Linked DNA regions of Homo sapiens: region 2 is linked to region 1. The links are chromatin contacts, found by Hi-C in ENCODE. All regions are on one chromosome and are shown on one strand. The core of a region is the stretch at or near the end of the contact, and the rest is flanking DNA. Distances in the headings are between cores, read along the strand shown.

The links. A loop is a pair of places that touch in the nucleus more often than their neighbours do. Pooled maps may share reads with other maps.
Region 2: a loop to region 1 is called in a map of MCF 10A, with 13 times the contacts of the local background. The contact joins two enhancer-like sites. A Hi-C loop is called at or near these places in 5 of 168 maps with a recorded cell type or tissue (Calu3, MCF 10A, PC-9 and 2 more) and 8 of 50 pooled maps.

The regions. Positions count from the first base shown.
Region 1 is chr5:68,282,910-68,289,627 of GRCh38, reverse strand. All of the region lies in intron 7 of PIK3R1 (phosphoinositide-3-kinase regulatory subunit 1), which reads right to left. Among named protein-coding and RNA genes, the nearest start is that of PIK3R1, 71 kb to the right of the region's middle. RefSeq lists a silencer at 1,076-1,175. Within about 2 kb of position 4,012, at least 3 of the 41 ENCODE cell types and tissues checked have a DNase peak (open chromatin) inside an H3K27ac peak, as active enhancers do.
Region 2 is chr5:68,678,412-68,685,129 of GRCh38, reverse strand. The region is part of intron 2 of LOC105379013 (a long non-coding RNA gene); the gene reads left to right. Among named protein-coding and RNA genes, the nearest start is that of LINC02198, 350 kb to the left of the region's middle. RefSeq lists an enhancer at 4,375-5,574. Within about 2 kb of position 2,574, at least 3 of the 41 ENCODE cell types and tissues checked have a DNase peak (open chromatin) inside an H3K27ac peak, as active enhancers do.

The DNA of each region.
Region 1 (6,718 bases), core at 2,763-5,262:
ACTGTACATTCTCATTGTGAACCAATCTCTCTTTACATTCACAATATTATGATGGCGGGGGGGGAGGGGCTCTTCCCCAAGGTAAATGTGGCTCATTTAAAAAACTACAGTGGGGCTCTGTGATCTATGTACACATGTATGTCACATATTTGACCATTTAAAAAACACAGAAACCCTTGAGACTTTCTGTAAAATTTGGGATCATAAAATATATTAAAAAGCAGACCAAAGGCAAGGCATTCTGTTCTCTGACGTCCCCCGTCTAGTTTAATTCATTTTCCCAGTATTGGGAAAAGCAGGCTCACCTTGTCTCTTCCCACCCTCTCCCACTTTTCTATTTGCCTAAGTTTACCTGAACTCAAATTCAAATAAAAATGGTAAAAGTGGCTGTATGCCCTAAGATTCAGAAAAACATTCTTTTTTAGTTTAATTAAAATGTCGACCCTCCCCCGAAGCAAGGAGACAAGTTCTCCGAGCAGCTGTGGCGGGTGTAACAGCCCAGAGTGCCAGTCCATGCATTTGGGAACCGTCGGTGCAAACCAGTCTGGCTGTTGGATCTTCTGTGGCAAACTAACTCAGGGAGAAGGCAGGGAGACAGGTGATTTTCCCATGGTCTCTCCAAGCCCTGGCCTGGCACCAACTTCCAACCAAGCACGTTGTAATTAGTACCTTCTTACTGAAATTCCAACCTAAACCCTATCTTTCCCAGCCACTGTCCCCCTCGAGGACAGGGGGAGTGTCTCCCCTAATCTCCCATCTGTCCTCCCCAGGCAGCGCTTACAGGGGCGCACGCACACACACGTACTCCAAGACAAACTACAGAAAGGCACCGCTCAGATAAGGAACAGAGAAGTGCACAAATTCAAGGCAACTTACTTTGCAGGTTATGCATTTCAACGGTTTCCCTTTGAAATGCCTGTATCCGACAATGAAAAAAAAAAAATCCCCAAAGCTGTTCTTCCACCAAGTGGGCCAAGCCCCCGCACCTCCCCCCAGCCTGTTCCCGGCAGGCAGTGCTCGTGTCCGGCGCCGAGAGTGCGCGCAGGAGCGGGGGCGCCGCCAGGACCCTCCGGGCGTGCACAGTGGCCCAGCTCCGCTTGGCTCGGCTCGGCTCGTCCCTCCGCCCCACGCCCCGCCCGGCAGTGCGTCCGGGCCACCGCCGCTCACTGCCGGCTCCTCATTGAGAAGCCAACTGGATTTCGCTACTGTATCGGGGAGGAAAGGAGCCCAGGCGCTCGCACGTCTCCCTTAGATAAAGATCGCAGCTTCATGATTAACTTGGGCAGGTTCAAATATTTGCTGAGCTAGGGATTTCGGGAGGGGGAGGGGAGCCCAAGTCAAAGTTGTCATCGGCTGACAAGTGGCCAATGCAAGACCAACTTGCTCATTTTCGCCTGGGAAATGAGAAGGCCATTGTGAGGGGACCTAAAATAGTCTCACTGGCTGCTGAGCGCGCTGGCTGGCTCGCGGGGCTCAAGTAGCCGACAGTGAAGCGAGGCACTATGCACAGCCAAACACAGGAAGTGGCTGAGCTAGTTCAGCAAAAAATAGAATCAAAGCCTCACTTGTAAAGGCCTGAACCTCTTGGAACAACCCAGAACACAGCGCCTCGCTCGTGTCCACCTCTTGCACCTCCTCCCACACACCAGCACAGACAGCCCTGCAGGTGTAACAGGAAAGCCCTTGTGAGCAACTCGGGCAGGGAGGAGATTACAAAAATGTTCAATAGTAAGTAGTAGGAGGGCATCCTCGGACGAATATTAAACCCCACACCATATGCATACTATACTCCATGATCATGTGACGATTCAGAATAAAACAACACTGCGGCTATTTTTATGAGGTCGATTGCAACTCGCATTTAAATGGCCATATGACCTGCTAATTAAAAGGTGTCTCTGCATTAGGTTTATGTGCCAGCTAATGGGGTAAAGGATAGAAGGGCAGAGAAGGGCATACCTTTCTAAGCGGATGTTTGCCCTTTATTTGAGAAAGTGGCAATGGACCAGACTTGGGATTACTGACTACTATTTAATTAAAATTTGATCTAAGAAAATTTTCAGTTGCATGAGCATAGATAGCTTTAAGGTTATCCAGGGAAATCACCAAACTTTACACCAGAAAGTAATTTAGAGTTCACTTCAATCAATTCCTGCATGCCATAGAGGGGAAAACGAAATCTGACCCAGGGAGGTGAAGTGGTTTACAGAAGATTATAGCCCTAAGACTAGAACCCAATCTTCTGATGGTTTCAAATGCCCTTCTCTACCCATTGTCCCTGCTCCTCACTTCCCTTTGCTAGAGAACGTAAAAAAAAATGGACAAAACTGAAGTTAATCTTTTAAGCCACATGCAAAAAATTTCACACCCCTAACAAAACTCTGGTTTTTTCTGTTTTCTATTTTTAGCTTGCTTAAATTAAAACAAAACATTTCATTCCCTTTGAAGACATAGGTTCTTTCAATAATACCCTCATACTCTGCATGGGAAAGTGATCCAGTGGTCACATAAAGTCCACACAGGCCAACAGCAGCAACTAGCTTCAGGGTTACTTGAAATATCTGGAAAGTGCTGTTAAACCCACAATGAAAGTGATTTTACAAACTTTCCTTTAGTGCAACTGATATAATATTGAAAAACTTTCCCAATGGAAATAACAGTCTATAAGTGAATCTGCCATCTGATCATAGGGACATATGGTTAGTTCAGAGAATACCCTTGCATCCTGAGCTGCATAATCTTGCCCTACTTTTAAAAATAGCCTTTCTAAAGCTAGAAACATTGGAAACATCAGTCTCCTAAGCATACCTGTCTGGATTCACATGATGTTTCATGTCAAAACCTTCTAAGATTAAAATGCTCTGTTAAGTCCACCAGTATATTTTCTGTTTCAGAAGAAAATAAGCCACTGGAAAGCAGTACTCTCTCAACGTATAGAAAGTCTTGAAATAGATTGGAAAAACTTTGCCTTAAACAAATTTCTCACAATATGTACAATCATCTACCAAAGAGGTCCTATTATATTAGGAAAGTGTGAGCTGAATCTTTTTCCCGTTGAATTTTAGTGTTTAAAAAGTGATCTGCAAGACACATGTTCTTTATTAGCTTAAAAAAGGGAGCCCTCTGCTGGTAGAACTGAATCAGTAATTCCTGCTTTGGGAGAAAACCATCAACTTTCTGTATATTTCGTATGTCCAAATTTGACACCAACTAATGTACATAATTGTATTACTGTCACTTGATCTATATGACTCACTAATTAGTAAATCAAAAGTACAGTTTTCACGAAGCTGCTAGTGTTGTAGGAAAACTTTTATTTTAATGTCAGCATTTCTCTGGGACCTCAAAGGCCTAGACACACTGGAAAACTAACTTTACCTTCTGGATTCTTTAAAACAATATGTATCATTCTCCCTTTCCTCAAAGTTTCGTAAAACTCATTTCAGAGGCAAATACAGCCCATTGTTTCACTTCTCAGCAGATATAGTTAGGAAAATGTCTCTTGATCCTTAAACTGTTCAAAAGTTACAAACTGAATACTATATTTCATATGTACAAGTCACCATCAAGTGGCAAATGTTGCACAAGCAGCTTTCAACCTAGAAAACTTCTTCTTTTTCTGGACATCATTTATGAACAAAGACCATGAAAAAAAGAATAGACAACAAAAATTAACCAAAATCTTCATCTAAGGGTAAAATGAATACCTCTCTTCATAATTTTAACTTAAGACAACTTAGAACAGAGGGCCTTTTAGGGTAATTCAAATTATTTGCTCCATATCCACTGGTCTTAACTGACATTATGCTAAGGAAAACATCCATTTAAGTATATAAATAAGCCCAGGTTTACGTATGTATAAACTCTGACACATTCTACCAGGTTTCTGATAAAGGCATCCCCACTGCTTAGCAGAATAAAGTAGTCCCCCCTGCAATTCTCCCTCAGATCTTTGTCCCTTGAGACAAAGAGACATCTGCACTGTGAAAACAAAAGTAAAACTGACTATATACCCCTCCTAAACACATACATACCAAAATACCTGTGTCTCTCAGGACACAAATAAAACTATTGTTTGACAAAACCTAGTGTGGCTTGCCCGTTTAGTTCTACGCATCTACAAACATGTAATTTTTCAAAGTTTCATTTTTCACCTTTGAAGCAACCCTCTAATGTCAGACCACATTTTAAACCAATAAAAATTAAATCAGAGACAAGTAAAACTCTTTGAATGTCATTTCCCTCTACCTTAGTGCTTGCCTTTAGTCTGGGTTGAGAACCAAGCCCAGAGCATTTAAAACAAGATTTATGAATCAGGCTCTTCAGGATGAATGTTTTGCAATGTGCCAGTGGTTAAAAATTAACTTTGACAGGTGTAGAAGGGCAAGGGGTAGAAAGAGTCATTTATTTTCCACTCTGGGCTTGAGGGTGCAATATTAGACTTCAATTATATTACATTAATATTTCTGAATATATCCATGAAATCTGAAATATGTAAATACACTTATAATGGGTTTCATTCAAAGGCACCCTGTGTTAAATAGACTTATTTTTACCTTGGTTTGCCTACAGAAATCTACTTTACCTGCCTAAGCATTAATTGGGTAAAGATAACACAATGATTCAAGAAAAAAATATTGAAAGCCAAACGACAAGTTAAGACTTTTTAGTAACAAAATAGAACAGCAAACTATCAACAAAGTCTAGAGAGCTTACTCTGTGCCCTACCTTTTCCAAATCTTAGCTTCCCTCTGTAAATGAGGAGAATCCTTATTTCCCAGGATTGCTGGATGTATTAGATGTGTTGATGTATTACTATTCTTTGAAAGTTGGAAGTTTATCAAAGAAAAATTTAGATAATTATTATGCTGTACCTAGTTCTCTGCTAGGAAGAGCTCAAAAGGAGAAAAAGCCTTTACCCCTACCCTTTAGAAATGTAATTAAGCAGATGAATAGGAAAAACTATAGACAGTTAAACATAAGGTGACAGGAAGCTTAAAGGCATAAACATACTGAATGGGTCGACTTAACTTGCATATAAAACGGGAAGGACCTACTTGAGTGCAGATAAAGTGGATGGCACTGCTTGGGGCAGCGACGTATGGTTGCATATTTTGTGCACTGTGCAAAGGCACCTAGGCAAGATGGAGGAGTGGTGATGAAATCTAGGCTGCTCCATTCACCAAGCCACATATTCATACAAAGGCACCTTTCTCCCTCCAAGCAATGTACCCACATCAGGGTGGCAACTTCCCAAGTGTCCCTTTTAGCCCCTACAGGCTCCTAGAGGCCGTAGCTCTGCTGGCTGGGAACATGGCGTCAGTAAGGAAAAAGGCCTGACAGGATTCACACAACTAATGAGGAATGGGTGGACTGAAGGAATCAGACCTGCTGAATGAGGACAGCTCCCATAAGGCCTCAAAAGCTAGAGTTGATGCGATAGATAGCAGAGAAATTATCAGTTCATTAAATCTCATACCAACCCCAGGAGAGAGGCATTAACCCAATTCCACAGTCTGGAAAACAATTTGGAAAAGCTGAGTTACTCGAGAGAGTTGAGATTCCAATCCAGATCTATTTGAGTCAGAAGCCCACTTTTTTTTCCACTGCACAGCTCATGGAGTGATTTGGAGCCTTATCCTGAAAAGTATAAACATTGCCCTGACTTTGTTTACTATATGTGACCCATGGGGGCTAATTTCACATATTTTTAGTTTATTACATGCTGGAAACTTCAGAGGAGTTTTTGATTGGACACTAAAAGCAGCCTCATTGCTCACGAAGTTTCCAAAAATCCAGGCAGCAGGGCATGGCAGATAGAATGGGCTGGAGTGTAGGAGGCGGCTCCTGGGCAGACCCGGTTTGGGCCCATACTGGCCGGGTAGCACAGAGCGAACCTCTATCTGTGGGCCTCGGTTTCCTCATGTCCAAATTGGTAAAGCTGGACAATGCTTTCAACTCTAAAATGATGTTTTTTGTGATACTATCACTTAAAATATGTACTGCTTTTGTAAAATACCAAGCCATTATTTTGTACTGTGTAATTTATTTTGAATAAGTCTTTAAACTCCATGCATCAAAATGCTATTTCTCCTTTGCCTATTCAAATTGTACCTATTCTTCAAGGCACATTTCAAGCCCTATTTCTTCTATGAGCCTTTTCTGTCTACTCCATTACCCTAGAAAGTCACCAGCTGCATTTCTAAAGTTCTTTTTGTACTTAGAGTATGTGTACTCCCACCTAGCATTTAATTAGATACTATGTGCTAATGGCTCTTATTTGAACTGATACTTTGCCTCAAACATCATAAGCTTTGTCATTTCAAGTTCTATCTGGTAATAATTAGAAATGCTGTCTATCTGCCCTATAACAGAGTCTTGCTTTTGTCTCCCTTAAACATCATTCAGGTACTCATTTGTGTTCACAACAATGTTACTGTAAATGGCCATTCGCTGGAGATGTAAGGTGCTGTGCTTTCAAAGTTCTGTCTGGTACTAGCACATGCTGTGGCAATGCTGAAGGACTCTAAGAAATTATTGCATTTTTTAAACCAGGCCTAAGAATCATTTCTTCAACCCAGGCTGCCATAGCAGTCATTTGCACTGGAGCCATTCCTGAATACGAAGATGTTCTGGATGGGGACGTTTTGTTCCTGGAGTGGGCAGTACAATGTATGCACACATGAGAGACACTAAAACAGCCATTTAATTCCAAAGG
Region 2 (6,718 bases), core at 1,325-3,824, 400 kb before region 1:
AACATCTAGCCCAAGGCACCATCATCTCTAATCTTCAATAATTTTCTGTCTTTCTTCCTTGGCTCAATTTTTGCCCTTTGATAATTCATTCTTCACCTTACGGATGAAATTTTCTTTTAAAAATACAAATCAGATTTTGCCAGTCTCCTTCATGAAACTTTCTCTTGCATTCTGAATAAACTCCAAACTCCTAAATATGATCTTCAAAGCCTTGCTTGATTTAGCTTCTGCTAACTTCTCTAAGTTCTCTATTGCCCCCAATTACTAAGTCCAGAGTTGTTGCTGTTGTGTCTCCTGGACTGTTTCTTTGTCAGTCCTTCACGTGGTCTTAGCTTAAATGTCACCTTCCACAGAGGCATGCCCTGACTATCTTTCTCAAAGTGGTTTGGTAGCTACTATGGATTGGGTAGTCTAACATCCCTTCAAACTCCCTTATCCCATGTCAAGAATGCAAAGCTAAAACCCGCATTTTCCAGACTGTCTTGAAGCTTGGGTACTAGAAATGATTCAGTTTCCCCCAACAAAATGCAAGGCATCGATATTGTGGTTCACAGGATCTCCATTTTGATGGGACCAAGTGTCATTGTGTTGGCATGGATTGTGGCAGAAGTGGTTTGAGTCTGGAGCAAGTAGTCATTGCTGTGGCTGTGACTTGTAGCAGGAAGAGGCAGCTTCTTGATTCAGTGTCTGCTATTTTGATTGCACTGGGGGCTAGTATGGTTCTGCAGTCAGCAGGGGTGTAGTACCTTCCCTAATACAACAGCATCCCCCACCCCACCCCAGATATCAACAGAAGTCACCATACAACAGTTTCTTAGAATGTGCATAGATGGGGGATTGTTCTTGAGAGGTCAGTCTAGAGCCTCCTCCTCTAGTCCTTTTAACAATTTTGTAATCACTGAATTCCCTGTATGGAATTCCTTTCTGCTTAAACTAGCTAGAGTGGATTCTGTTGTCTGCAATACAGTCTGGACCAATGTAAGTCTTTTTTTATAGGTTACTCTTTAGCTCATCTTTTATTTTTTTCCTCACTCTTTTAATAATTTAAATGATACCATTCATTTATTGTCACTCTCCCTACAATATAAGCCTCCCGAGGGTGTGGCCTTGTCTGTTTGGTTCGATGCTCTGTCCCTAGTACCTAGGACAGTTCTCAAAACACACGAGGTATTTCATATCCATTTGTTGCATGAATGAATGGGCCCTAGGCATTTGCTGAGCTGCTCCACACCACACCTCAGCAATCTTAGCAGCAGTGGGGCTTGCTCTGCAGCAAGTCTTTCTTTTGACTCACCCATTTGTGTCTGGTCCAGCTCCGATTTCATTCTTCTGACTCAGCGATGGAAACATGCACTTATGATGATGACAGAGCAAGTCCTTGAGTTCTCTAAAAACTCTGCATCAGGAAGCTTCTGCTAAATGGAGTGCCTCACACCACTATCAGCAGAGCAGTGCTCAGCTGAATTTCTCTATCAGTGGTGTCAGGCAGTGAGGAAGAGACTGGACAAGGGAGGGCTAGCCTAACTTTGCCATTATAGGTTCTTCTTGTTTGAAAGACAATTTCACAAACAATGGCATGTCTAGGCACTCTCCTGAAAGACTGTCCAAGATCATCCCATCCATCCTGGTTGCTTGCATGTCTGTTTCCCATAACTCAACATGCTATTGCCTCTCAAAAAATTTTCACAAGTCCACAGCATGACTTAGCTAATGTAACACTCTGCTCTTTCTAAGAGCCCCGCCTTTCCCTTTGCCTATTTTAAAATGAAGCAAAGGGTCATTTGAAATACTTTGTTTTTTTAACAAATTGAGAAGTTGGGTTCTCACCATAAAATGCTGAATAATAGATTATTTGCCTAAAATAATCTGTGTCTCATTCAATATTTTATTCCCTGTACCAGGGTCTGGTACATAATGGGTGCTCCATAAGTGTTTGAAGAATGATTGAATGAGTGAATCATTCTAGTTTTATGTCTTTTTATTTTTTTAAAGCTGGCAAAAGGTTAATGTATGCAGAGAAGACAGTATATGAGAAAAAAAATCCCACATATGACTTTGATTCTATTCAAATGTGTTCCTTCAGTTAGGCAGGATTTCATTAACATTTCCTCCACATCATGCCTGCTGAATATCATTGCAAGATTTAGTTGACAAGTGCCATTCACAAGCCAGATCTGTGGACCTAAGAGGGTATCCCGCCATGTGGGGCTTCCTTTTCTCAGTCCTGACACACATAAGACAGCAAATGTCAAGTGTGCTTTTTTAGAACTCATATACAGAATGATGTGCTTCTTCAAGGTCAGGATAAGCACCCACTTTAGTTTGCATTCATGCGCAAGAATGCTAGCGACAGGTAACCTTCAAAGAGGGAAGCTGTCATTGGCAGGAAGGGCAAAGGCTGGGAATTGAATCTTCCTAAAAAAGTCACATCTGCCGGCTGGCAGGAGAAGGAGCTCATGTCAGGGCAGGAGACTAACTGGCAGTTAGAGGATCGCTGGTTACTGATTAAGCTGGGCAAGGCATTTTAAAGGCAAAAGAGCAGTCTCCAAGTTCAGATTAGGCAGGCTCTTGCAGGCTCTCACAGCTGGGAGGGGAGCTGGTGGGTGGAAAAGGGTGAGGTGAGGGAAAGGACAGGGAATGGGATGCCCTTAGCTTAGTGGGAGGGAGAAGTCTTCTCCAGGGGTGGCCAGGCCCTCTGTTCTGTCTCCGGGAGCTGCCAGACAGGTAATGTCTATCTCTAGTGTAGAAATTCCTATCCCTGAGGTTGAGACATTTCAAGGTTTTGCCAGTTGTCTCAAAGGGCAATGTGGAATTCTCAAGCCCAAATTATTTTCCTAGTTTTATGCCTTTTAATTTTTTTAATAATGTGAATATCACATAGTTATCTTCAAGTACCTTTGGAAGGCCAAATATTCCCCCTCTCAAAATGTGTAGGAATAGTTGCTGTGGTTGCTACAATTTTCCCTTGTTTACTATGTAACAAGCCTTGAGTTACATGGTTTGCACATATTGCATAATATTAAATTGAATCCTCACAACCTGATGAGATAGGTGTATTTGTCCTCATTTTATACATAAAGCAACTGAGACTCAGAGATACTAAACAGTTTGTCTCATCTCACAGAGCTGGACAGTGGCAGTGCTGACTCCCCACAACAAAAGCAATTTTGCCCCTGTCTAGGGGAATGAGTCCCTGAAGAATGATTTCTTCCCAACTGGGAGATTTTGTAGGACATTTGCCCCAAAGAAATGCTATTTTCCATAATTGGGTACTACCTATTCATTACTGCTCTTGTATCCTCTGAACAGTTTATGTTATTAACTATAGATCAATCTAGGCTTTTTGTGGATGCAAGTGAATGAAGCAAAATGTGGTCTGGCCATAGGATGGGCTGCAACCTCAGGGGGAGTGGGCAGCTGGTTTAGAAAATGTGAGTGGAGAAGAGCCCAAAGCTGCAGCCTCTCTCCTTTCTGCCTCTCCCTAACTCCAGCCTGCCCTGATGCTTGAAATTCCCTAGAACAGAGACACTCATTTAGATTAACGTTCTGAGAGTCCCTACTAATGTCAGTTTATTGACTGTGAGGACTAATATACTGATAGAAATAATATTAAGACTTCACCTGTGTGTATTGATTTCTCTCATTTGATTCTCTCTACAAAGTCTAAGCAACTGTTTCCTCTTGGCATGGGTTGATTTACCAGAATAGATAGCACTGAACAAAGCCCTCAGGGAATGGACCAGAGAACAGGTAAGGGCTGGTGATAAGAAGAGCTTGTCAGGAAAGGGCAGGATTATCCATCCGTGTCCCTTGTGGGTGGATCCTGATAGAAACTAAAGCAGTCAGAGATCGGCATGAAGGTTTGGGCAACGCAGAAAAGAAGAGTGAGACCGTGGGAAATTGTGAAGCTAAAATTGGAGAAGTGTTTGGATGTAGAGGAAAACTCGCTGATGTCTTTTCATATTTAATTTAAAAATATTTTTTGAAGTAAGGTGTATTAATAGATTACTAAATAACTACATTTTATCAAAGAAGTAAACCATATCTCTTGACAGTCCTAGAAGGCACCAAGAAGGAGATGGGGGAGAGAGACGAGCAGCAGGATGGGTCGGTGAAATTGATGAACATATTTCTCATGTCTGAGTCAGGACAGGTCCATCTGATGTTGCCAGTTCTTTGTCACATGCTTCTTTCCCTAGGAGATCAGAGATCCCAGATGGTCTTAGATAGGCACTTACAGATGCTCAGCCACAACTTAAACTGTGCCAGGCACACCTGCCTCCCCAGGAGATGGGCCTGGGCATGGTTACCCAATGGGAAACTCCAAGACCTTTGCCCCACTCCACTCCTCCCAGCCTGGAGAAATTCTGATGTTTCCTAGGTTTTTCTCCTGCTCCTGCTCTGCTCCTGACACTCCCAGTCTCACAGCTCTTTGAGGGCTTATCATTCCCTGAGGAGTGGTGCCAATGAGGTTAGGGTATCAAAGACATCACCCTAAAAACAGCCAGATCACCCTTTCCACTGGTCTCTCCTCCCCTGGGAAGCAGTGCTGGCCTCAGGCAGTTTTGTAAATTCAGCCAAGTCTGGTTTTCATTTCCTCTGTTCCTTTTGCTCTATTTCAAAGCCAGCCAAGTGTCTGCTACTCTAATTCCCTTTCTCCAACCCCCATTGCTATTCCTTTTACTATTTCATGTATTCTGGTCCTAGATAACCTCATACTTTGGACTGTTTTCCTCTGTTTTTTCAGCCTACTTATCCAAACTTACTTGTCCTGAGTCCCGTTGTTCCAGACTTGTTCTCTTTGTCGGTGACACCAGGTTTTCCAGATAAAGAAACACCTATCAGTCTACCAGGTAAAACTTACATGACTTTACCCTGTTGAGCAAAACCTCAAAGCAGGGATTCTCAAACCCTGGGCCACAGACTGGTACCGGTAAGCTCCTCCTGGGCTCCTCCTCCTGTGAGACCAGCGGCACCATTAGATTCTCATAGGAGCGTGAACCCTATTGTGAACTGTGCATGTGAGGGATCTAAGTTGCACACTCATGAGAATCTAATGCCTGATGTTCTGAGGTGGAACAGTTTCATCCCAAGCCCTTTCCCCATCCCCAAACCCCTCCCCAGTCCATGGAAAAATTGTCTTCTATGAAACTGGTCCCTAGTGCCAAAAATGTTGGGGACTGCTGCCTTAAAGCATTTCAATATAGGCTTTGTCTGTATAGGAAGGACTCCCAAGGAGTAACACTGATGGGAAACTCAAGAATTATCACAGACCAAAAGAAAAGATAGTACTATCACTGCTCACCTTACCAGTGGAGTCAGCTGTCCCTTCTGTGTTTGTGTGGGACAAGTCCTGGGGTGTAGATCTAAAAGTCTAAACTTGCACTTCATTTCTGACTTCAGAAAGATCCTGGCAACTAGCTGTAAACCTCCCTAGGGCCTCAAGGGTCTTTTTCTGCAAAGTGAGTGTTAATAGTGAGAGGACAACCATCTTTGTTTAGATTGTGACTTGGGGGAAGGGCACTGGATTACTGAATTATTGAAAGTACTTTGCAAACTCTGAACATTTGAGCAGGACTTATAAAAGATTTGGATGGAATTTCTCTAGAAATTGAATGGGAAATTGAGATGGGATACTTGGCAGAGTCCAGCGCTGGAGAGTGAACGTCTTGCAATGCATTAGAAAAAAGAAGCGCTAAATGAAGTATTCATGGCCATTAGCTGCTTTCTGCCCTAAAAAAACCCCCAAGTCTGGTAAGTTTGGGAGATAATTGCTGCCAGTCATTGTCTAATTTTGTGATGCTATCTTAAGGGGTTTTAGAGACATATTGTACCATGAAGGTTTTTAGGCTGGTAGAGGAGGGGTGGGTGGGGTAAAGTCCTAGGGCACAACTTCCCTTTTTTAGAGTTAACTGTGTGGAACATGCATGCTTCCAGATGTTGACCTGAATAAATCCTGATTACTTGCCTTGTTTCAGAAGAAGCCACCTAGAATTGGATTTGGTAATATTTACAGGCAGGGCAGAGTATTCTGGTTCAATGATACCAAACTTTTCATGAGGGCATTTTGACTTTCTGTTTTCTCAGAGCTTGAGGTATGAGTCCTTCATATCAGGTGGCCACTTGCTTTAGTTTCTATGGAAACATACCTTTTTGAGGACCTGGAATTCCACCTCTGCAGCATCTTCACTTCGGACCCACAGCTGGTTCTGTATACCCCAGAGAACAATCAGGGTCCATTTTAGGCAACCGACCTCCAAAGTCTTGGCCAGGGCAGGTTTTGGGTTGAGACAGAAACCATAAAATCTGAAGAAAAGTAGAGCCTGAAGTGTTATGCTTGGTATAAGGAGCAGAACTCATTTCTTTTTATGTTTGTATTGATATCTCATGTCTGTATGTTTATGGCAAGACAGAACAAGAGAATACGGGTTATTCGACTATTTGTCTCTCCTCTCCTTCCCCCTACCTCTCTTGATTGTGCTACTCTGATGAACCTTGCTGAGGGCATTTTGTGTGTCTGCATAAAATGCACAGCAAGAAGTTAAGGCAAGGCCAGATGGCTAGGCATTTTCTATGTACTTGCTTGTGGTCATTTTTCCTTAAGCAACTCTTTTCAGGGAGACCATTAATGCTAAATTCCCTAAGGAAATGGAAAGGAATCAGTACCTTCCATCATTTATGGGATAGCCTTCCCATGTCAGAGAGATCAGCTATGGGA